Regions from separate parts of the Homo sapiens genome. Here region 2 is linked to region 1. The links are chromatin loops, found by intact Hi-C in ENCODE. Cell type or tissue: GM12878. All regions are shown on one strand. Each heading gives the region's core, and the rest is flanking DNA. Links, peaks and the distances in the headings are about the cores only. Region 1 has its middle 110 kb from the start of SLITRK1. Region 2 holds the start of SLITRK1 (SLIT and NTRK like family member 1).

Region 1 (12,739 bases), core at 4,894-9,893:
CAACAATGAATGGTAGTTTCTCTAGATTCACATCCTTGCCAGCATTTGAAGTTGTCTATGTTCTGGATACTAATTATTCCAATAGGTGCATAATGGTATCTAACTTTTGTTTTAATTTGCATTTCCCTGATGATAAATGATGTGGAACATCTCTTCACATGCTTATTTGCTATCTGTATATCTATTTTGGTGAAGTGTCTGTTAAGGTTTTTGTCCCATTTTTCAATCAAGTTGTTCATTTCTATATTGTGAAGTTTTAATTCATTATAATAGATAACGGCCCTTTGCAAGGTATGTCTTCCTAAAATATTTCCTCCAAGGCCCTGGCTTGTCTTTTTGTTCTTTTCACAGTGTCTTTCATGGAGCAAATTTTTAAAATAAAGTCTAGTTTATGAGTTATTTCTTTTATGTATTGTGCATTTGGTGTTATATGTAAAAAGTCATCACCAACCCCAAGGTTATTTAGAATTTCTCTTATGTTTTCTTCTGGAGTTTCATAGTTTTGTGTTTACCTTTAGTTCTAAGATCTATCTTGAGTTAATTTTTGTGAAAGGCATATGGTCTTAGTCTGGAATCTTTACTTATTTCTCCTCTCATGCCTCATTCTTGATGTGCATCTGAGTTTCTGGCCTGTATCTTCTTCCTTCTCTGTTAATAACTTTAAAACAATTATTGAAATGCAGGTCTACTGACTACACATTTTTGTTTGTCTGAGAAGGTCTTTATTTCTCTTTCACTTTAATAGAATAATATTGCAAGACACAGAATTTTAAGTTGGTGTTTTTTTTTCTTGCAGCCCTTTAAATATTGTACTCAACTTTTTTCTTGCTTGAATGGTTTCTGAAGAGAAGGTGACTTTAATTTTATCTTTGATCCTCTGGAGATACAGTACTTTTTAAAAATCTGATCTCTTTAGAGATTTATTTTTATCTTTGATTTTCTGCTTCAAATATTTCTTGTATTCCTTTCTCTCTTTCTTCTTCTTCCATTACACATGTTGCATCTTTTTTGTAGTTGTTCCACAGTTCTTGGGGAGTTTGCTCGGTGTTTTTAGTCTATTTTTTTTTTGCTTTTCAGTTTCGGAGGTTTCTCTTGATATCCTCAGTCTCAGATATTCTTTCTTCACTGTGTCTGGTCTACTAGTAAGACCATCAAAGGTATTCTTCATTTCTGTAACAATGTTTTTGATCTGTAGCATTTTCTTTTTATTCTTTATAAGAAATTCCACTCTGATTGCATTGCCCATCTGTTGTTGCAAAACTATCTGTTTTATTTATTGACACCCTTAGGATATTAATCATAGTTATTTTAAATTCCGAGGTTTTTAATCCCATTTTTTTGCTATATATGTGTCTGGTTCTAATTTTCGCTTTGTCTCTTCAAACTGTGGTTGTTGCCTTTCAGTATGCCTTGTAATTCTTGCATGATTGCCATACAGAATGTATAAGGTAAGAGACATCTATAAATAGGCTTTTAGTACTATGGTGGTAAGGCGTATGGGGAGGGGAAGCAGCCTGTAACTCTTAACTTTCAACTTAGCATATGCTTCTGCACCTCCCCTACCCCAAGTGAAACACGATGGCTTGGGAAATACCCAAGTGAAATAGAGTTGGGTATTTCCCTTTAACCAAGTCATTTAGACTCTGATAAAACTCTAGCAGGTTATGCTCTGGTTAAATAGTTTCTCCTTATGCAGACTTTTTAATGGAACAGAATATTCTGGTGCTTTTCAAAATGGCTACAGTTCCGCTCCGCCTGACAGAAGCATGAGAAGATTTTTCTCTGATATTCACTGTGAGAACCTGGCCACGTTCCTGGAGGTAAAATTTTTAAAAGTGTGGGAAACCCTACCATCATCACAGGCTTCCCTTGGAGTATGTGACTCCCACACTTGTGCACACTGAGCATCCAGCAATTCATTTCGGTTTCGGTTCTCCAGCCCCAGCGTTGGTTGATGTGAAGGTTTCTGCTCACGGGTTTCTTCTCCAGTAAGTTGAGATTGTCTGTATTTGCTTCTTTGTCTCCCAGTTTGGGGGCAGCGTTTTGCCCTACGACCTTACTTCTTTTACAGATCTTAGAGAAATTAATTTTTCAGTTCGTTCAGCTTTTTATTTTTTGTTAACTTGGAGTAGTAACTCCTAAAATCCTTATATGCCAGACCAGAAATCGTTAAGTTATTGGTGATGCCATTTAAAAATGTGAATATATCAATGAATTGTTTAAAGATAAGGACTCTCAATTAGAAAGTGATAGAATTTTCATCCAGCACAAGCTGAGCCCTTTTCTCAACAGTTAATGTGGGAGATGGTATCAAACCTAAAACATTCTAGACTTGTAGATTTTTTAAAATTCCCACTTATATTTATCTATTGATGCATAACCAATTTTAAATTTAGGAACACAAAATACCATTTTAATGTGTATGATTCTTTGGATTATGAGTCTGAGAAGGGCACAGAGGGGTGAGACCACCTCTGTTGTATGATGTTTGAGACCTCAGCTAGGGTGTCTTGGATGGCTAGAGATGTCTGGACCAGCTCAGCTTGGCCATGATACCAGACCCTTGGTTCTTTTTCACATGATGTATACTAGGGCTAGAATGTTCAAGATGGCATCTTCACTCACAGTCTGGTGCCAGGGTTCATACAACCAAGACAGCTAAAGAATCACCTGCATTTCTTCCCCTGTGGCTTCTCCAAGTAACTAGATTAGCTTTCACACAGCTTGGTGGTCTCGATAAGGTTGGACATAATAGAAGGTGTCTGGCTTCCTGCAGCGTGAGCATTGGAAAAACCTTAGGAAAAATACATAAAGCTTCTTATAACTTAGCACTGGAAGTCCCAGAATGTCACAGTTCTGCTACATTGTATTGGTCAACCAATTTACTAAACCAGCCCAGATTTAATGGGAGGAAAATTAATCTCCATCTCTCCAAGGGGGGATTAGCACAGAACCTGAAGCCATCTTTAATCTAGCATACCAATTGTTTAAAAAAAGAATATAAAAATATCGTACTTTTGCAAATATTACACTAACAGATGACCAGAGGAACACATTGCTTTGTACACTCAAAATGCTTCATACAAGTGAGGGACCACAATTAAATTTCACAGTTTAAGAGTACATCTGATTCTGCTAGAAGCTGGCCACATTAACAATATATAATAGAATAAGCCTCTGGACACAAATTTAATATTTTTGGCAGCAAAATAAGTATTTTTTAAAATACTGTAATATATCTCACCTTTTGCCTCTCTTTTATATAAAACTACTGGATGTGAATTTTTTTTATAGTTTTAACTAGATACTTCACTTTTCTTAATATAGTCTATTTTCTTAATATCCATATATTATTAAGGCTAATATATTCATGCCTTCCAATTATTATATCCTTTATTTATTTGATAAAGTTATAGGTTAATATATCTGTAAGTCTATTATGTTTCTATTTGTGTGTACATGATTTGTTTCTAATCAATTTACGGTATCTTTCAGCCCTGGGGTGAAAAGAGAACATTGGTAAGGGGAAATGATTACTCTAGCATCCTTGAAGAGATAAATGATTAAAATTCTTCATATTCAAAAACAACATCTTAATGATACAGCAATACAATAGGCTTAAAAATGAGATGTTTTGACATAAAATGTTTTTTCTAAATTTTTTACCACATTGTAAAATATCTAAAGCAAATTTTTCAGAAAAGGCAAGGAGTATATTTGGAGAGGAGATATAAATCCCTTAGTCTACCATTTCTGGTTTAGAGACTGGTGCCAGGAAGAAATGGGAGTGGTCAGGGAGGCAGGAATGGATACTTGCAGACAGGGTCCACTCTCTCTACTCTTGGTTTCTTCTGGCTAATCCCAAACTTGGTGTACTGTCACATAAATTTAGCTCAAGTTATTCTTTTTTCCTGTGTGTATTCATGGAAGATATTTACAAGTTTTATGAGGCCTGGAAGGTGATGCAGAAAATATCTAAATTGAAAGTATGTTAAGAGTTTAGTAAACTGAAGCTATGCTCCAAATAGACAGCAAGGCAAAATCACCATAAAAGTCTCAGAGCCATAGTGAGTTTTGATGAGGCCAATCAGGCAGAGAGCACCATAGTCCCCAACAAAAGTGACAGTCAACACAAAACAGGTGAACACATGTAATGTGATTCACAGACTTCAGCAGAAGATGCAAGCAATATACTCAAGGATTGGAATAGCTGCACATTAGAAGTGTTTCTAACCAAAGAGCCCATATCAGACACCAAAAACAAACAAATAAACATCCCTGAGTACATCACATAGGTCCAGTAACGATGAGGGACTCCTTTGTCCTCTTAAATTGTTTAAATACCTTTTCTGTGGACAGAGAGCTATTATTTAGAAAAAAAATTATTGGTGGGAGACATAAAAGTTAAATTTAAGTGATCTAGAAACTTTACCTAAAGAAATTGAGAATTAACCTTCAAAGACTGAATTATTACATCATATAGGATTACAATTCAGCAACCTGCTCCTAGTTGATACTGATCCCTGAAAACAACGGTTTTCAGAGTGTGGACTCTAGTAGCAGTTACGATCATCTAGGAACCTGTTGAAAATGCAGATTATCAGACCAATCTCCATTTCAATGAATTGAAAAACTCTTGAGTTAGAACCCAGTATCTGTGTTTAACAAGTCTTTCAGATGATTCCTATACATTGTAAAGTTAGAGAACCTCTACCTTAGAAAAACGGAAACTTTTATTTCTATATGTTATCTTCACATTTTCCACAACTGTGGTCTCCTCCAGTCACTATCATGTGTACCTGTTTTGCTAAGGCATGAAAGTTAACTTCTAACATTCACACTTCGGAGTGTAAGACATGTAACTATCCTTTGCCTGATTTAATTAACAGCCTTCAGATTGGCCTGTGCCTAACTAGTTTGGGAGAAAATGCCAGGTGACTAATCTCTGTTTTCTCAGATGCCTATCAATTGCTCTTTTTGTCCTTGGGATACACCCTGTTATATCAAGTTATCTTTGCATTTTCCTTTACATTGAGGCGTCTTAATAGATTATAATCTATATGTATTAGCTTTGCGTTTTACTCTTATTTTCTCTTCAACACCCTAAAATCCTGAATCTGACTCTGCCACTCCATTAATTATTATAGTTTTCCAGTTGTCTTACTGATAGGATAAATCAACATATTTTTGTCCACATTTAATTGGCTTCTATGTAGCATTTGATATTTCCCCATATTCTTGAAAGGAGTACTTTTTCTGGACTTTCCCTTATATTTGGACTTTTTTTTCTCAGTATCTTAAATAGGTTCTTTTCTCTCTCTGCTTTTGAAATGGTAGAATTCATTAAGCCTATCTTCTTGGCCTTTTCCTCTTCTTATTTTATTTTGACCCCACTGAGGGGCCTCATACAATCTACAGCTTTATGGTTTATGCAATGATGATTACAAATCTGTATTTCCAAAACTCTCACAGTTATTTCTCACCTGTGAGAGTCAGGTCCAAACATCCAAAACCTACTGAATGGATTCCTATGAATTATCTAAGAATTTCCTTAGTTGGTAAACCTAAAAATACACATGTACTATTTATGATAATAAAAGTTCTACATACTCCTTAGAGAAATGAATATTTTTAAATGAGCTAAAACTGAAAGCATGAGTTATTCATAATACTACCACTTAGAAATAATCAGTGTGTAAGCACACACACACACACACACACATTGTATATTCTTTGATTTGTACTCATAATGTTGTATATTTCTTACCAGAAATGTAATTGCTAAGAAACCGTGTATTTTTTATTATGCATGCACACAGTGTTGTTACTGTTTATGCATAAGCTTGATACCAAGTAAATTAGACCATTTTTGCACAAGAATCTGACAGTTTATATGCACTCGATTGCATTTACATTACAAAGGGTTATGTGCAGCAGGGTGGAGATCTTTCAGGTTCAAAGCTGGCATACAACATTACCCTTGAGTTATAGGATATAGCTTTCCATAAGTATATTTTCCTTCAGGGAACCAATATACTTTCTCTAGAAAAACAGCGGAGAGCTACAGTGTGACATTTAGTAAAAATTCCATTTTCAAATGGACATGTGGCTTCAAACTATTATCTCACTACCATGCATCTTAAATCAGGACAAATAAAAAGCTGTTTATTCTACAGTTCAAATGGAAGCATGCAGTGTTCTAGGATCAATGTTATTTTGAGGGGGTCTATATGTGCGTGTGCTTCTATTTAAAAAAAAACAAATGAAAAAATGTTTTTCACTAAGAAATAGGCATTTTGATTATTTCTAAATTTTTGACTTAGAAAATTTAGCTCCAAGTCTAAATAATCTCAACGTAAGAATAGATGATGTCTAAAGGCAGAATGTCAGAAGGTGACTAAATAACTTAGGATATGAAGGTAAATGCCAAGAGAATCAGCTACATGACACGTGAGTCAATGAAAAGGAGAGTGCATCTTGGAGAGCACTCTTCATCATACAAACCTCTGTAAAAGTATGTGTTTCCTTAAAGTGTCCTACAGTTGTCCTTCTGTACAAGAGTGAGGGGGATTGATTCCAAGACTTCCGCAGATACAGAAATCCCCACTTACTCAAGTCCCACAGCGTGCCCTTCAGAGCCCACGTTCAGAAAAGTCAGTCCTCAGTATGCGTGGCTTTCACAGCCCCTGAATAGTGTAGTTTCAATCTTACTTGGTTAAAAATTATCCATGTATAAGTGGATCTGTTCAAACCCATGTTGTTCAGAGGTCAACTGCACATGAATAACTTTGATTTTAAAATTAATGTCACTCTTTTAAATAGAGAAAAGTTGTATCAATAGGGAGCATTTGTGTCATGTAATCTCTATGTCTCCTACCCAATTAAGAAGAAAAATTATTTTTTTGCATGCTGCTACAAGGGCAAGCAAAATGCAAAGTGGAAACATAAATAAGTCTGATTACTGTTCTAGAGGAGTTATAAACTCCAGAGAAGATGAGACAATGTGTGACCCAAGCACAGTGAGAGATAGAATGAAATAAGTGGCAGGACAGCAAAACTGTCTTTCTCTGTCATACAGGTCTATACTGCCAACTCTGAAGTTTCAGTGTATACCTCTCCTGGATATAGAGTAAATCATTACAGAGTTTTAAAAACAAAACAAAACAAAACAAAAAAAACAGAGGAAATCATTACTGCCCATGGAACCAGCGCTGACCACCCAGCTTTCAGTTCTGACCAAGATCAATCCCATGATGTGGCATGTTTCTGTTTCCCTCAGGCCTCAAGGCATGCATTATGACCTGAACTCTCATGTCCCAACTTTTCTCTGTCTCCCCAATCTGAACCAGTTCCTAATCCATACATCATAAGCTATTGTTCTTTTTTTTCTGGAGAGCTTCAAATCAATGATAAGCAAACTGTGTGGCATTCTGAAACTCTTCTCAGAATGTTTATTTTACCTCTTTGTCCTTAAAGAAACTTGATTGTGCCCTGAATTCTCCTTTGTAGCCACCTCAAGCTGATGGCGTCTATTTTATTTTCTGTCCTACCACAGTTCCATAGGATACGCACAGCTGTCATGTTACCTTAATGTTACCTTAATATAACTTTCAAATGATTAAATCCTTCTCTCTTCCAAAGATAAAAAAAAATTCTGTTTCTTTAAGGATCAAACCCATTCAATGTGAACTACTCACTCATCTTCCTTTTTTCCATCATAAACCAATCTCTGGCTCACTTCCATTGATTCAGTGAAAACTCAGCTCTTGACTCAAAGTTGTCTTTTACCAGAGTTGCTGTTATAATTCTGGGCAACTTCAATATCCACATATATATTTATTTCAGATGACACTCAGTCTTTCAGTTTCTTCATTCTCTTATCTCTAATAAAATTTTCCTTAAAACTTCACCTACTCTCTTTTATAACCACTCTCAGAACAATTATCATCATCAGAAACATTCTCCTCCTAAGGAGTTAAAATGCAAGAACCTCAGCTTTCAAAAATATTTTTCCCTTTAGTTTTCTTTAAGTACTCACGGTACAACTCTTTTGCCACTTCTGAAACATGACATCCACTCGTCTACTAGTCTCACTCTTTGTTCATAATTCATCCATTATCCACTTCCTTCCTTCACTTTCTTTTAAGAATCCTAAGGTCTACAGTCCATCAATATAGTCACTCCCCCATAAGTGTACTTAAGTTCATTGCACACCCAATTACTTACCACCCCCATCTCCATAATATTTGTATTTCAAAATTCCAACTGTGAGTGAACTAAAAAATAGGGTTTCTAGGCCAGGCATGGTGGCTCACACCTGTAATCCCAGCACTTTGGGAGGCTGAGGTGGGTGGATCACCTGAGGTCAGGCATTCAAGATCAGCCTGGCCAACATGGTGAAACCTCATCTCTATTAAAAATTTTAAAAATTAGCTGGGTATGGTGGTGGTCGCCTTTAATTCCAGCTACTCGGGAGGCTGAGGCAGGAGAATCGGTTGAACCCGGGAGGTTCAGGCAGTGAGCCGAGATGCTGCCACCTGTACTCCAGCCTGGGTGATGGAGTGAGACTCAGTCTTCAAAAAAAAAATAATAATAATAATAAATAATGCTTTCTCTGTGCCTGTAACCCAGCAGCTGAATTACATATTCGCTCTAACCCCTTAGTCTTACCTAATGTTCAGTATTTCGGGAGGCAAACAGGCTTACCACATTGCCTGATCACCCTCACCCTCCTATTCTAGTGGTAGACTCACTTCCTCACTTCTGAGAATACATTTTATCTTCTTCTTTCTTCAAATATCTGTCACTCCACCTCTATTCTGCCATCTTAGCAGATGAGCTTGCCTCACATGTGACTGTAAAAAGAGAAATCATTAGATGGTAAATCTTTTATCTCTTACCTACCATAATCAATCTGGGCAAGGTCATCAGTGACTTTGAAGTTGCCAGATCCAGTGTTTTCCATTCTCCCTACACATGACACAATACAGAAGGGCACTATTCGAATCTATTAATTTCTCAATCCTGAAAACATATCTTGTCTCTCCAACCCTGTACCAACAGAGTCTCCTTGTTCTTCTCTGAGTCTTTTCTCTCTCTTTATACAAATTCTAAATATTAAAATCATCTTGGGTTCTATCCCATATCCTTTTACATTTTCTTCACAGCCTGTGGTCTATAAACATCCTTGTATGATTTTTATCTAGTTAACATTCGTCCCATAATGTCAGACACTAATGTTACCTGTATTTCACTTAAGGGAATTCTCCTCTTTATATGTTCTGGTCACTTTGTCTCTACTTCCATTACATCACACGGGGCATTACACACAGAAGATATATCGGTTTGTTGAATGAATGAGTAAATGGAACTTTGGTAACCTTATAACAACAGTAATATTTGTACTTACCTGCATAAAAGTACAAAGAAGAGGTCAATTATTTCTATCTTTCTTGTATTTTCATTTTTGAAACAGCAGGCTTTCAGTTGCTCCTTTTTTTCATTGATTATAATCATATCTTGTTATTACACTCTTGTTCCTTCTTGAAAGCTATAACTGGAAGCTTCTTTTCTCTTCTTGACATATTGTGCTTTTGCTGATGCTAAAGAGGACTTTACTTGCTTATAGTTAAAAGTGGGAGGCTTTGCTGCAAGGAGAAACTTGCTTTCACTTTAGTGCCTAAAGGGCATCTGACATCATTCATTGCAAATAGGCCACTTTCTACCTTATTAGTGATGCTACATGCTTCATGGTGCAGGTTAATTTCCTCTTACAGATCTGCATAAATTGTCAACGTTATCCTATATCTCAGCTACATATTTCTTCAGGGAATTTATCAGCTACCTTCTCCCACTTGAATACTATATTTAAATTCCCTGCATATCTGTATTGGAATATGCCTGACAAAATATAATAACCTAGAGTATGTTTGCTTATAGATATTACCTACAATATAGTTAAATTGTATCATTTTATGTATCAATGGTTGAAATACTGGCCTAGTTCATCCACTATTGTTTTAACAAAATGTTGACACCTTCCTGTTGGTTTAAATAGAATCTCCCTTTTCTATATCTTTGCTGTTACTATTAATATGACATGTCAAGTCAGATGTAGACAAAAAGGAATTAGTTTAATTTCTCATTTTATATTCTGGAAGTTTAAGGTTTTTAGGTGTCATATACTATGTTAATATGAAAATAGAGATACTTTCTGTTTGGTGAAGTATGCATCTGTTGTAACTACTTTCTAAGAAATGAATACAAAAACCAACTAAAGTAAATTATTGACTGTTGCAAACAAGCTCCCGGATTCATGGCTTAAACCAAAATTGCCTACAGACAAAACCACTTTAAATGTGTATTGTGTGTCTCTGTTGTTTAATCTTATTTGATTAAATAAGATTTTTTAATTTCTGTGGGCTAACAGTTTAGTCAAGATTTTGTTTCCTAAGTTTGGGTTTATAGAAATGTCCTAGGCTGGCCGGGCGCGGTGGCTCACGCCTGTAATCCCAGCACTTTGGAAGATGGAGGCGGGCGGATCACGAGGTTAGGAGATCGACCATCATGGCTAACACGGGGAAACCCCGTCTCTACTAAAAATACAAAAAACTAGCCGGGGGCTGTGGCGGGCGCCTGTAGTCCCAGCTACTCGGGAGGCTGAGGCAGGAGAGTGGCGTGAACCCAGGAGGCGGAGCTTGCAGTGAGCCGAGATTGCGCCACTGCACTCCAGACTGGGCGACGGAGCAGGACTCCGTCTCAAAAAAAAAGAAAAGAAAAGAAAAGAAAAAAAAATGTCCTAGGCTAAGTCCAGTCTAGGAGACAGAGACAACTGTACCATATTTTAGTAAGAGAGATGACAGTTGGAAAGGCTGGAGGAAATTATAAAATAATAGGCTTTTCAAGAAGGACACATAGAACATGTCCAACTTTCCGGGATCATAAAGCTACGACCACTGTCCAATTATAAAATAGGTTATAAGGAAATTGCCAATGGATTTATTGCATTAAGAAGCATATCTTCTAAAGCTACGACCACTGTCGAATTAGAAAATAGGTTATTAGGAAATCGCTAATGTATTTATTGCATTTAGAAGCGTATCTTCTATTTACTCTTTGGGAAGCTAGGATCAGGAAGCCACTGTAACGACAGCTACAAGTGTGTCTTGACACACACCAGCCAGTGATGGACACTGAACATAAATTCTGGCCTACTGACTGACTCTGTCACCTTGTAACCCCTCAGCATAGAGTTGGGGCATTGGAAAACCACTTCAGACCAAACCATCTTCACATCCTTGCTTTCCAGAAGAAAACAGCCAAAGTAACGAGAGGATTGCCTCTGTCTCATTTCTGTCGTCCAAGGCTTAAGTGCAAATTTTGTTTTACACTTTCTGACAACAGAGTACTCGAAGCCATACTAGGAGGAAATGTGAGTAGAGTCTGGATGATATTGACCAAATCCACCATAAACATTTTTGTGAAAAAAAAAAAAAATACTAAAAGGGAGCTGCTATAGTGATCCATTAAACAAGTAAAGTATATCATACATATTCTACTTCACTGACATAATGATTTTGAAACAGTTAAATATCATGCAAACTATAGAATTGGTTCTCTATTTTTCTTAAGTCCTGCTGTACTGAGATATTTGAATTTCCTAAATTCCCTAGATTTGTTCTTTCCTCTTAGCTTGCACATTATGCTCCTGAAACAAAACTATCATTCTCTCCCCACATCTTTTCTATTGACCACCCTATTTGCTTCAGAAAGCCTTATTTTATCATAAATATAATTGGCATTTGTTCCCTCCTGTATGGTCTTAAAGCTCTCAATGTAAATGTCTATCATAAAATGATAATCCATTAAACTACTTTATATACCATTATATTCCAATAGATCATAAAGTTTTTCAGGACAATCTTCTTCAATACGTAGTGTTCATAACAGGTGCTCAGTAAAGATTATTTGAATCTATGTTCAAATGCCAGTTTAAGGCTTCTTGGTAGCATTTAGATATGAGTTATATTTAGCAAACTTTCATTTTACTCAAAGTGCTATATTACTGATTGCATGGCATAATGAATAAATAGATATTTGTCTTCAGTTTTAAGTTTAATAACCTTAACCTGTTAGGTATTAGATAAATTCAGTTGTTTTTTCTTTATAGACTTAAGACCTTCAAAAGATCAAAAAGGGTGTTTTTCCTCTCAAAACCAGAAATGTTAAATAAACAGAGAGAGAGAGAATATATATTATATATATATATATATATATATAAAGTTAATAACTCGGGACAAAAAAAAGCTGTCCCTTATGCAGAAGACTACCATTACCACCATCCCTGTCCACTAGTAACTAATTTTGAGCAGCAAATAACCTGGATGGGAGAATCTTTGAGCAGACTGGGAGGTCCTACAACAGTGGGCACAGCTGACAACAGAAGAAATATGTTTTATTAGAATTAAGGACACCATATTCCCCTGGCCAGAATTTCCACTGTAATTCTTTGGACTCCCTAACTCCTATTCTTTGAGTAAACATCAACAAAATTCATTTTACCTTGCCCATAGGAAAAGTCCAATAATGTAAATATTTTTGCATATTTTTGGCTTTCTGAAAAAAAATAGGGTGTACGTAACAGGTTTCATAGACTAAGTTTTCAAAAGCCAAGTTATTATTTATAGTCAACTGTCTGTATTTAGGAATTGCTTATCTTTATTTTTTTCTTTATGTCAAC
Region 2 (12,739 bases), core at 3,036-8,035, 110 kb after region 1:
ACATTTTTAACGCTTGCCCTGTACGTGGATTGATTTTTTTTTCTTTCAGCATTCCCTAGCCAGATGGATTTTTGCTACTGCAGATCAGCAGAGGGTGTCAGATCTTTCAGAGTGCACCAGGCTGGAACGAGCAGAGCTTCTTAGCAACTCTCTTCTCCGCCCCCCTCCCCTCATTCTCGCGCTCTCTTCCTCCCTCAGACAACTCGCCCCCCGCCCTCCGCCCCCCTCCACGTAATTCCGAAAGAGCAGAAGAAAGAGAAGGAGAACAGGAAAAGAAGAGCTAGTAAGCGAGAGCGAGAGCACAGAAAAGAAAAAAAAAAGCCTTAAGAGGACCGAAGGGGAGGAAAGGAAAAGGATGGACAACCACAAAACGCAGCGATTGCGGAAATTTTCCAGCGCCATTGGCTGGGCAGCGTGAGTCCTTCGGTCGGGCGTGATTTCAGCACCGGGGGAACTGGACAGCACCTCGGGGGGACTTCTGGGCAACCCGCAACCACAGCAAGAACTCCACCAGCAGCCTCAACAACAGAAGCCGCGGAAAACCCTGCTTTGTATCAGAGAGGCAAGGTCAGTCCGACGCACAGCCATGCACAGGCAGTGCGCCTGTACTACGCTGCAAACCCTCTGCTTGTTTCTCTAACATGCACTTGCTTCTAATTACTAGCATTGTTTCATTTCTGATCAGTGAAGATCAGTAGATGAGATTCTGTAAGGGTGTACTTTTAATTTATATGTATATATTTAACTTCTTTTTCTGTTATTTTTAAAGTGTTGTGGGGGAGTGGGGTTTTTTTCCTACTTTTTTTTTTTTTTTTTTTTCTTTGCTTGCCTTGCACTACGTGCCTGGATAGTTTGTGGATATAATTATTGACTGGCGTCTGGGCTATTGCAGTGCGGGGGGGTTAGGGAGGAAGGAATCCACCCCCACCCCCCCAAACCCTTTTCTTCTCCTTTCCTGGCTTCGGACATTGGAGCACTAAATGAACTTGAATTGTGTCTGTGGCGAGCAGGATGGTCGCTGTTACTTTGTGATGAGATCGGGGATGAATTGCTCGCTTTAAAAATGCTGCTTTGGATTCTGTTGCTGGAGACGTCTCTTTGTTTTGCCGCTGGAAACGTTACAGGGGACGTTTGCAAAGAGAAGATCTGTTCCTGCAATGAGATAGAAGGGGACCTACACGTAGACTGTGAAAAAAAGGGCTTCACAAGTCTGCAGCGTTTCACTGCCCCGACTTCCCAGTTTTACCATTTATTTCTGCATGGCAATTCCCTCACTCGACTTTTCCCTAATGAGTTCGCTAACTTTTATAATGCGGTTAGTTTGCACATGGAAAACAATGGCTTGCATGAAATCGTTCCGGGGGCTTTTCTGGGGCTGCAGCTGGTGAAAAGGCTGCACATCAACAACAACAAGATCAAGTCTTTTCGAAAGCAGACTTTTCTGGGGCTGGACGATCTGGAATATCTCCAGGCTGATTTTAATTTATTACGAGATATAGACCCGGGGGCCTTCCAGGACTTGAACAAGCTGGAGGTGCTCATTTTAAATGACAATCTCATCAGCACCCTACCTGCCAACGTGTTCCAGTATGTGCCCATCACCCACCTCGACCTCCGGGGTAACAGGCTGAAAACGCTGCCCTATGAGGAGGTCTTGGAGCAAATCCCTGGTATTGCGGAGATCCTGCTAGAGGATAACCCTTGGGACTGCACCTGTGATCTGCTCTCCCTGAAAGAATGGCTGGAAAACATTCCCAAGAATGCCCTGATCGGCCGAGTGGTCTGCGAAGCCCCCACCAGACTGCAGGGTAAAGACCTCAATGAAACCACCGAACAGGACTTGTGTCCTTTGAAAAACCGAGTGGATTCTAGTCTCCCGGCGCCCCCTGCCCAAGAAGAGACCTTTGCTCCTGGACCCCTGCCAACTCCTTTCAAGACAAATGGGCAAGAGGATCATGCCACACCAGGGTCTGCTCCAAACGGAGGTACAAAGATCCCAGGCAACTGGCAGATCAAAATCAGACCCACAGCAGCGATAGCGACGGGTAGCTCCAGGAACAAACCCTTAGCTAACAGTTTACCCTGCCCTGGGGGCTGCAGCTGCGACCACATCCCAGGGTCGGGTTTAAAGATGAACTGCAACAACAGGAACGTGAGCAGCTTGGCTGATTTGAAGCCCAAGCTCTCTAACGTGCAGGAGCTTTTCCTACGAGATAACAAGATCCACAGCATCCGAAAATCGCACTTTGTGGATTACAAGAACCTCATTCTGTTGGATCTGGGCAACAATAACATCGCTACTGTAGAGAACAACACTTTCAAGAACCTTTTGGACCTCAGGTGGCTATACATGGATAGCAATTACCTGGACACGCTGTCCCGGGAGAAATTCGCGGGGCTGCAAAACCTAGAGTACCTGAACGTGGAGTACAACGCTATCCAGCTCATCCTCCCGGGCACTTTCAATGCCATGCCCAAACTGAGGATCCTCATTCTCAACAACAACCTGCTGAGGTCCCTGCCTGTGGACGTGTTCGCTGGGGTCTCGCTCTCTAAACTCAGCCTGCACAACAATTACTTCATGTACCTCCCGGTGGCAGGGGTGCTGGACCAGTTAACCTCCATCATCCAGATAGACCTCCACGGAAACCCCTGGGAGTGCTCCTGCACAATTGTGCCTTTCAAGCAGTGGGCAGAACGCTTGGGTTCCGAAGTGCTGATGAGCGACCTCAAGTGTGAGACGCCGGTGAACTTCTTTAGAAAGGATTTCATGCTCCTCTCCAATGACGAGATCTGCCCTCAGCTGTACGCTAGGATCTCGCCCACGTTAACTTCGCACAGTAAAAACAGCACTGGGTTGGCGGAGACCGGGACGCACTCCAACTCCTACCTAGACACCAGCAGGGTGTCCATCTCGGTGTTGGTCCCGGGACTGCTGCTGGTGTTTGTCACCTCCGCCTTCACCGTGGTGGGCATGCTCGTGTTTATCCTGAGGAACCGAAAGCGGTCCAAGAGACGAGATGCCAACTCCTCCGCGTCCGAGATTAATTCCCTACAGACAGTCTGTGACTCTTCCTACTGGCACAATGGGCCTTACAACGCAGATGGGGCCCACAGAGTGTATGACTGTGGCTCTCACTCGCTCTCAGACTAAGACCCCAACCCCAATAGGGGAGGGCAGAGGGAAGGCGATACATCCTTCCCCACCGCAGGCACCCCGGGGGCTGGAGGGGCGTGTACCCAAATCCCCGCGCCATCAGCCTGGATGGGCATAAGTAGATAAATAACTGTGAGCTCGCACAACCGAAAGGGCCTGACCCCTTACTTAGCTCCCTCCTTGAAACAAAGAGCAGACTGTGGAGAGCTGGGAGAGCGCAGCCAGCTCGCTCTTTGCTGAGAGCCCCTTTTGACAGAAAGCCCAGCACGACCCTGCTGGAAGAACTGACAGTGCCCTCGCCCTCGGCCCCGGGGCCTGTGGGGTTGGATGCCGCGGTTCTATACATATATACATATATCCACATCTATATAGAGAGATAGATATCTATTTTTCCCCTGTGGATTAGCCCCGTGATGGCTCCCTGTTGGCTACGCAGGGATGGGCAGTTGCACGAAGGCATGAATGTATTGTAAATAAGTAACTTTGACTTCTGACAAAAAACAAAAAGTGCTGCATGGCTCGCATGGAATCCACGCGCTCCAGGGACTCTGCCCGCCCCCGCGACTGGAGACGGCATCTCGTTCACAGCACCCACCCTCTTACCTGATAAGTTCCATCGTATCAAACTTTCTATAAACAAAATACAGTATAATCAGAAAGTGCCATTTCGCCATTATTTGTGATCGGTAGGCAGTTCAGAGCATAAGTTAACTGTGAAAAAAATGTAAAGGTTTTATTTAGGACATTTGCATGGCTAGTCATCAGTCCATTTTATGAGTTAACAATGTATTTTGTTGAGGGAAGTTTTTAGGGGTTGTTTTGGGTTCTTTTATTTTGATGGTGATGTTTTATTTTATTTTATTTTTTTCAGGGGGTCTTTTTTTTAATACATATCCAATAATGCCTTCCATCTGAATGTAAAATAAGTACCCATGATTTCTATTATAGTATCAGTGTAATTATTTAAAAAATGATTTTGAGGCAGTTAAGCATGACCAATTAATGTCACTCTAGTGCTTAGGCTGCGATCCTATGGTAGCAATTCTGTGCTGGTATAAATCTTACTTATAAAGTAGGAAAAGAGAACCGAGGAAGCACGTGAAACTTACTAATTCTATTCGAGGATTTTATAATGGCATATTTTTTCAGTATTAAAGCGAAAATGTTTTCAACTCTGGGTCCTTACCTTTTTCCAGCTTCATATTTGCAAGTGGTAAATTGGATTTGCGGTGGAAGAGACAGGGGAGGGAAACGGTTGGGGTTAGATCCCTTCCTGAGCTACATTAAGGCTCTTTCTCTAATCGCCTTACTTAGCTTTTTACCCTTTAAGTAGCTCCTCTTCCCTCGCCCCCACCCTCTACCCCACCCCCACCTTCGCTCAGACTTTACCGGCTTTCCCCAGTCCATAAAGGTCTTGCCCCAACACTCACCCCTTCTTTTTTTCCCCTCTCCAAATGCAGCAGTGAATCCCTTTATTAATACTGGAAATCCCTCTCTGCTGCTTTTGTTGGTGCTGCCCACACTGCAGATATATTAAGGATGTTAGGAGAGATTTGATTTAATTGACTCTGCCTAGATAGGTCTCATTAAACAGAGTGGAGATTTCATTGGTCAGCACTCCTCAATGAAAGACAGACCTAATGACTGGCATTTGAGATGCTGCTGGCATTTTGAATTCAACATCTGCTGAAAACGGTAAAACTAATTAGTGCCCACCCACCCTCCCCGCCCCAGCAACTGCATATTGAAATTTGTTAAAGCACTCATCTTTATGGAAATTAATCATTATCCTAAAGAAGTGTTTCTCTCCCATCATCCGGATTTCTGGTTGTGGCCCAGCAATTAACAAAAACAGCTTCAACTGTTCGAATTTTATGAACCAATGTAACTCTGGCCTCAATCATATTCCTCTGGGATTTCTAAACAGCAGTTAAGCTACAAAAAGCAAACAAAACCACACATATTGATGGAGTCTGCATTCCACCACATATCCACCCTTGAGAAGTATGTCAAAAGACTGCAGACTATAGATTTTTTTTTAATATAGGATTATAAATCAGCTAGTGAAAGACCTCAGAGCAGTTGTAAGTAGATCTGCCATCTAGAACTCATATTCTAAAGGGAAGTGATTTCTCAGAACAGTGATGTTCTGGAATATGTATTATTTATTTTAACACTTTTTTAATAAAATCTTTATTATAAACCATGACTATTCCTAAGGCCATTCATCATTTTCTCTCTTGATTCTTTTGTTTGTGGACTGCATTTCATGACAGTAAACCTGCAACCTACTCTCCTCTGACAGATATTATGGGTTGTTTTCTATTTATTAATTTCTTACAGGATGGCTTTATTCTTTTTACAGAAAGTACAACTGGGTTCTCGGTAAGCAATCAACAGATTTACTTGTGATGGAAAAATTAGGGAAGAAGAGGCATACATTCGACAATGTTATGACCTTTAGAAAGAAAAGAAAAAATGACAGATGTAGAAACAACATCTCTGGTGGAAGGTGACATTTAATGGCAGATATCTAGTGAGGTATGTTAGTAATTTTGAAACTGATACATGACTAATCTAGGTCAGGAAACTAGAACTTCTCATAGAAGATGTGCACAGAGGCGAGAACTTTTCTTCATTTTAATTGAAAAGAAATTACAGTATAGAAACCAAGGTTAAAGGGGTAAAATTATTTTTAAATAGTAGTTTCAATGGTTTTGGAGTATTCATTGTGTGCCACGCATGTGCTAAGTGATTTACGTAATTATTTAATTTAATCTCCACAACCACAGGGCAGTTAGTAAGATACTATTTCCATTATACAGATGAGAAAATTGAGGCTTAAGAAAAGTCAGCAGTAACTCTGGTCATACATGGTAAATAGTGGAGTGGAATTTAAATTCAATTTTCCTTGTACTCAAAGACCTTATATTTTGAGTAAGTAATCACGTACATTTACCTGATCAAGTTCTTAAGGCAATCTTAAAAAAAAAAAGCATTTATGAAAATACTATGTAACAAATTAGGCACTCAGTTTGTATATTCACAGCCAAATATGTATTGGTGGCCCTTTATATTTCCGATATTTCTTGCAGCAACAGAAATTTGCCCTTCATTCAGTGGAGATAACTTCAGTGTGTTCTCCAAGAGTAGTATATAAGAAGACACAGCACATAAAAGAAAAGATGAGTGTGCTAAATGAGTTCATAAATTACAGATATTCAAATGATTGAAACTAAATCATCTATATATTGACTCTAAAATTGTAGGACTATCAGAATATTTTAATAAATAATATATGTGAAAATCTATGTACAAAAGATATCCAATAATTTCATGTATAAGAACATTTGTTTATTTAATCTAGCAGGGTTTTATTCATTTTGATAAAATATCTCTGTAACAATTAATTGATATACATTAGTTTTATACAAGTATATGTTAGTTTATAAGATACATAATACATTTGGTCACACCATGTAACTTTCATTTTAAAATACTTAGCATCTTCTCTTTGTTTTGTCTTTGCATAAAATGTTCATGTAACTATAGTTAATCATGTACATTAGTTGAGATATCTTGTTTCTAGTTAAATCATTCTTTAGTTCATTAAAGTAAAAGAGATTTTAGTTGTGCCCAATGGAAAAGGAGGAAAGAAGGATCTTGTTTAGTTACATTGCCTAAGAGGAAGTAGTAGCTTCTGTGGCTGCTGCTATAACTAAGAATATCCTAGAATTTAAGTTGTTGCCATAGAAATTTATTGTTTAACCATTTTTACATGCTTACCCAAGAGGAGACTGAAATAGTTAATATAACATTAACATAACAAGATTCTTTGTCTTAACAGTATTTATATTATATGTACTTAGAATTGTCAGAAATTTTAATGTGTTAAAGTTATATTGGTGATTATAAAGACAGTTTGTTAATTTAGCTTTTTCGGATTTCTAATGTTATTTAGTAGGTAGAGAGAGGTAGATGAATTTGCAAGGGTGAACATGGAAGTTCTGTTTATAATGTGTTAGTGTAATATTGAAAATAGTGGTTTCTAATTCAGCAGTCCTGCTAATTTATAAATCTTATTTTTATTTGTATACTTATTTAAAGAAAAATGGAAATATAAAATGTGCTAAATATTTAATTTTAGCATGTGTTAACTTTTGATACATTTTCTCTATTATTGAAATCTATTCATTTAATCTAAGAGATGAACTCTGCATGATATCAACAGATATAGCACATGCATACTGAAGATTTTTAAGTTACATGATTTGCTTTAACATGGCCCTGAACCATAAAGAGGGCTAAATTAAATACCTTTCTTATAATCCCCTGTCATTTTCTTTCATCTATAGTGTTATCAAAATGTTATTATAACATGAAGACATACAAAATTTTCTTCTTGGCATTGAAAAGAAATGCTACTAAGTGGTTTCATGAAGCCATCTATTAATAACAAATTTTGAAACGTGAGCTAAATTTGTTGTGACCTATTACAATTTGTTATGATCTACCAAAACTCGATCAGATTTCAGAAAAAAATTGAATAGTTAAGATAATAACAAATTAAGTGTTTAAAAACTACAGTTTTAAAATGAAATAAACCACTGAAGAAATCATCTTTGATGATTAAGCCCAGTATAACCCTTTCCCTCAACTGACTAGCAATTTCACTTTATTGGCTTAGACCTCAATAACCAATTAATTACTCTTTTTCCACTTACCTGCTAAATATATATTATGTTACACACTTGAAATATAATTACATTTTATACATGAACTTCACACAAAGGTTATTGGAGAATTACCTAATAGTTTGAAGACTTTTGAATGTGTTAGACATAAATATTCAATTGGCAACATTAATTGGGCACTTGCCACATAAAAAATATCATAGAAGCTCTCTTGGGAAAATAAGGCACTTCAACCCTCAAGTAGTTTATGCCCCACAAAGGTGAGATATATACATCATTGGAATTATAGACCAGTGCATAACTGGCAGTGTTTAAAGAATGCCACTAGAACATTTTGTGTTTCTTTCAAGTAATTTAGGTTTTGAATCATTTGAAAAAGTGCAATCATTACATCAGTTTTATTAGTCAAATAGATGAAAATCTTAAAACAGTGTTTTAAATGATAGAAGTAATTTAATTACTTCAGTAGTGTTATTTTCACTTCTTTTTCTGTGAAATGGGAATAATTCCTGTTATTTTATAACTTCATGAAGAGTTTTCTAACAAGCATTCTAAAAAGAAATAATCAAACCAGTTTTTATCAGGACAAGTGAATGACTGATAATTTTTCAATTGTACTTATCTAAGAAATCAGACATGACATTAGAAAATTAAATAAAATATTTTATATTATAAGAAGTTTAGAAACAGTCTCTGGGCACTTAGGTTTGATTTTTGTTATTTATATATATAATAGATTTAGATTATAGAAGCTTTAATATAATATTGTATATAATTTTACAATTTTACCGTAAAGCTAATAATCATCTTGCTATTTTTTTTGTTTAGTAAAACGTAATATTCAATTACTTAGTAGTAATGTCCAGATGCACAAGTCCAAAGGTTTAACAAGCAGGAAGGAATAAGCTAAGCCATGCATTTACTGACTTATATGTCTTTTTCTCTTTGCTTCCAACTCCATTTCTTGGCAGAAGAATACACGAATGAAACATGCTCAGCTGTAGCATATCGATAGAAAAAGTCAATATATAGTGAAAAATGAAAGTGCCTCAAATATAGATGATAAATGGCCACTCCACAGCATTATCAAAGAAGCAGTCTTTGCTTCCCAGGGAAGGAGGATAAGTGGAAAAGGGTCACTAGCACCATAAACAATAATGGCTGTTACCAGATTCTGTGACATTGACTGTGCACTTTTCCATTTTAAATCAATATCTTGTTTAACATTTCCAAGCTGCATATGAAAAAAAAAAGAAATTCACATCATTATGATAGTAATAGGATTTGGATAATATTCTGTGCTTATATAGAGTTTACTGCCTCTTCCATAAAATAATAAGATTACAAAATAGTTAAGGAATTTGAAACTATGCATTGCCTCTATACTGTAGTAGAATCTGTATATTTTAGTCCAGGTATTATTATTTATTAAAAAACCTGTCATATAATTAAAATAATTCTACATGACTAAATTATTATATCTGAAATATTTTGTTCTATTAAATATGACATGGTATCATACAATAATTATGTACTAATTTATGTCCAATTAGATAAATTTTGTAGCGAATTTGATTTAGTTGTGAATCCAGTTAACTTTACTTGATTGGGCATATTTACCATCAGTGTGTTTTTTGGTAGCTTATACAGTAAATTGTTGGATATGGCTTTGTCATAACTAAGTTGATATTAACGTTAGTGAACTTCTCAATGTTTTTAAATCATGGATGTAAATTGGCTTAACTAATTATCAAATGAATCTAAAGAGATTGAAATGACTAAGTTACTTAAGTAAATAGTTTAATGCTATTAATCCCTCTTTTTTCTCAATGACTAAATGTTTTCCTATATCTCAGCACATGCTTTAATGAGAGAGAGAACCCTTAATTTTTTTCTTGATCAGGAAATGTTACTTTTTTAATTTTTCAGCAAAACTTTGATTGGATGATATTTGTATTTTTCACCATAACAGTCAGCGCTCCAACAATCAGATTTCATGATACAGATGGTATTTGGAATAATGAGACATTAATACGTAAAAAGTAGAGTATTCCAGGAGGGTATTTTATCTTATGAGAAACAAGACTTGAAGCCGAGAAACTAACAGCTGGAAATAGCAGTAATCTCCAAGAATTGAATTACATGGAATGTCATGTTACTATTTTTTTTTTTTTTTTTTTTTTTGAGACGGAGTCTCGCTTTGTCGCCCAGGCTGGAGTGCAGTGGCGCGATCTCTGCTCACTACAAGCTCCTCCTCCCGGGTTCACGCCATTCTCCCGCCTCAGCCTCTCCGAGTAGCTGGGACTACAGGCGCCCGCCACCAAGCCCGGCTAATTTTTTGTATTTTTAGTAGAGACGGGGTTTCACTGTGGTCTCGATCCCCTGACCTCGTGATCCGCCCGCCTCGGCCTCCCAAAGTGCTGGGATTACAAGCGTGAGCCACAGCGCCCGGCCGTCATGTTACTATTTTAACTCAAAATTTATAACATCAAATTAAGAAGAAAGTAAGATGAGAGCACATTTGAGCATTATTTGCATGAGTATGACATTACTAATAGCCAGTTGAAAGATTTTTATGCTACAATTTTTTACAAAATAGAGCCTTTTTTTTCAGTATTCTTTTCATGGATAGCTAATATTTTGCCTATTAAATTTCCATCCCTACAAGCCCAATTTACGTATTTGATGAGCAATTAAATCCTTATGTCGGCGAAAAGAGTCAAACACTGTAAAATATTTTAAGAGATTTATTCCGAGCCAAATATGAGTGACCATGGCCCATCACACAGCCCTCAGGGGGTCCTGAGAACATGTGCCCAAGGTGGTCGGGGTACAGTTTGGTTTTATATATTTTAGGGAGGCATGAGACATCAATCAGATACATTTAAGAAGTACATTGGTTTGGTTCAGAAAGGCGGGACAATTCAAAGCGGGGGCTTCCAGGTTACCGGTAAATTTAAACATTTTCTGGTTGACGGTTGAGTTTATCTGAAGACCTGGGATCAATGGAAAGGAATGTTCAGGTTAAGATAAAAGATTATGGAGACTGAATTTTATTGTGCAGATGATTCTCTCAGATAGCAGACTTCAGAGAGAGAGCAGGTTTGTAAAATGTTTCTCATCAGACCTAAAAGGGTGCCTGGCTGTTAGCTGATTATCCCTTGGATCTGGAAAGAAAGGAAGGAAAACGAAGCGGAAAAGGGATTCTCCATAGGATGTGGATTTTTCCCACAAGAGATTTTTACAGGGCAATTTCAAGGTATGGCAAGGAAATATATTTTGGGGTTAAATATTTTTTTCCCTTGTCTTGTAGTGTTATGCCAGAGTCAGACTGAAAAGTAAGTCATGATATATAGGGTCAAATAAAACCCATCTGATGAGAATTTATGATTTGTAGGGCATGACTCCGTAGACCCCTTAGGTAGGAATTTGGGCAAGATAAAAAATTCAGAGCTTAGTCCTCACATAGACTGGAAACAGGGTTATTCTGTTTTATAAATTCAGGATTTTTAGTTCATAATATATGAAACTGGTACAACATACTACCAGAAGATAAATTTCAACCTATATTTATGTTGTCTTTTAAACGATGAATGAGAAATATTTTCACTACAGCCTTTAAAATAAAGTGAGTTCTTCAGAATACAAGTGTCAGTAGTAAATGTATCATATAGCCCAAAATGTTTCGAGGAGCCAACATAGCATTATGTTAGGGAGCTACATCTTAATTATACCAAATTCAAAATACGAAAAGGAACAGGAAAACAAGTGGGATGATAGCAATTTTACCTTGATTGATAGAACAACCATATATGATGCAAAAATCCCACTACTAGGTATATACCCAGAAAAAAAAAATCAGTTTATTGAAGAGATATCTGCTGTCCCATCTGCAGTATTTATAATACATATATTTATTGATCATTTACTATATACCGGACACTTATGCGGAGATTTTAAAGCTATACAGAACAGACTATGCTTCTGTTTACCTGAATTTACATTCTATAGAGGATTACAGAAGAACATAAAACAATAAGTAACAGATAACATAAACTTGAATACTGAAGAGCTATGAATGAAAAAAATGATCTCCTCCTTTCTTTTAGGGTCATCAGAGAATTTCTCTCTGAGCAGATAAGACTCGAATTATGTGAAAAATGATAAGAAAGGAACACGCATTTTAATATTTGGAGCAACAGAGATTTTGGAAAATAAATCACCAAGTACAATATATTGTAATTTAAAAATGTTTGAAAACTAAAAAGGAAAAGTGGCTGAAGTCTGGCCCCCATAGCAGACAAACATAGAGAGGCAAAGGTAAGCCAGATAATGCTTTATAGGTTATAGCAAGTAATTTAGATTATATTTCAAGTATAACAGAAAGTTTCAAACTCACAAGTGATATGATCAAAGTAGTATATTTAGATAACCTTTTAGGCTTTTTAAAAAGTGGAATGAATTATGGTGTCAAAGTACAAGACAAACAGCTACTGTTGTAGAGTTTGGGTAAGAGATGATGGTATCTTGGACAATAGTGACAGCAGTGGAGATGGCTGGAGGAATATTGTTGCTGTGGGGACTAAGAAAAGGAAAATAATTTTGTGATTTTTTTTTTTAATCAACCAACTTGACTAACTTGACTATGCCTTTTATTGAGAGGAAAAGGCTGGAGGAAGCAGGTTTTAGTTGTAGAGTTAACTTTAGTATTTACATTTGAGATTGCCTATTTACATATGCTGGGTAGGCTGCTAATGGGCATATGGAACTCAAGGAGCGTTTAGGAAGTAAAATATGGACTTAGAATTTAGCATTACTCTTTTATTGATGGCTACATTTTACAGATTAAAAACTAAACCTTTGGTTGCATTTAACTGGTGTACTTTAT

What was found. Peaks named below come from ENCODE experiments on the same cell type or tissue, not always from the same donor. Only the 100,000 strongest peaks of a DNase experiment are listed, where the experiment ranks them.
Region 2: it touches region 1 in a loop (2.4-fold over the local background); 1 of 110 quality-filtered maps calls a loop at or near these places.

What each region holds. Positions count from the first base shown.
Region 1 is chr13:83,981,939-83,994,677 of GRCh38, reverse strand. No RefSeq gene overlaps it. Among named protein-coding and RNA genes, the nearest start is that of SLITRK1, 110 kb to the right of the region's middle. In GM12878, for the core only: no CTCF peak of the experiment used is centred there; no DNase peak of the experiment used is centred there; H3K27ac peaks cover 295 bases.
Region 2 is chr13:83,869,832-83,882,570 of GRCh38, reverse strand. SLITRK1 (SLIT and NTRK like family member 1) reads left to right here and starts at 97. Exons shown (of 2, transcript NM_001281503.2): 1 at 97-567; 2 at 1,011-5,366. The coding sequence starts at 1,064. The coding sequence ends at 3,154. In GM12878, for the core only: no CTCF peak of the experiment used is centred there; a DNase peak (open chromatin) is centred at 5,760.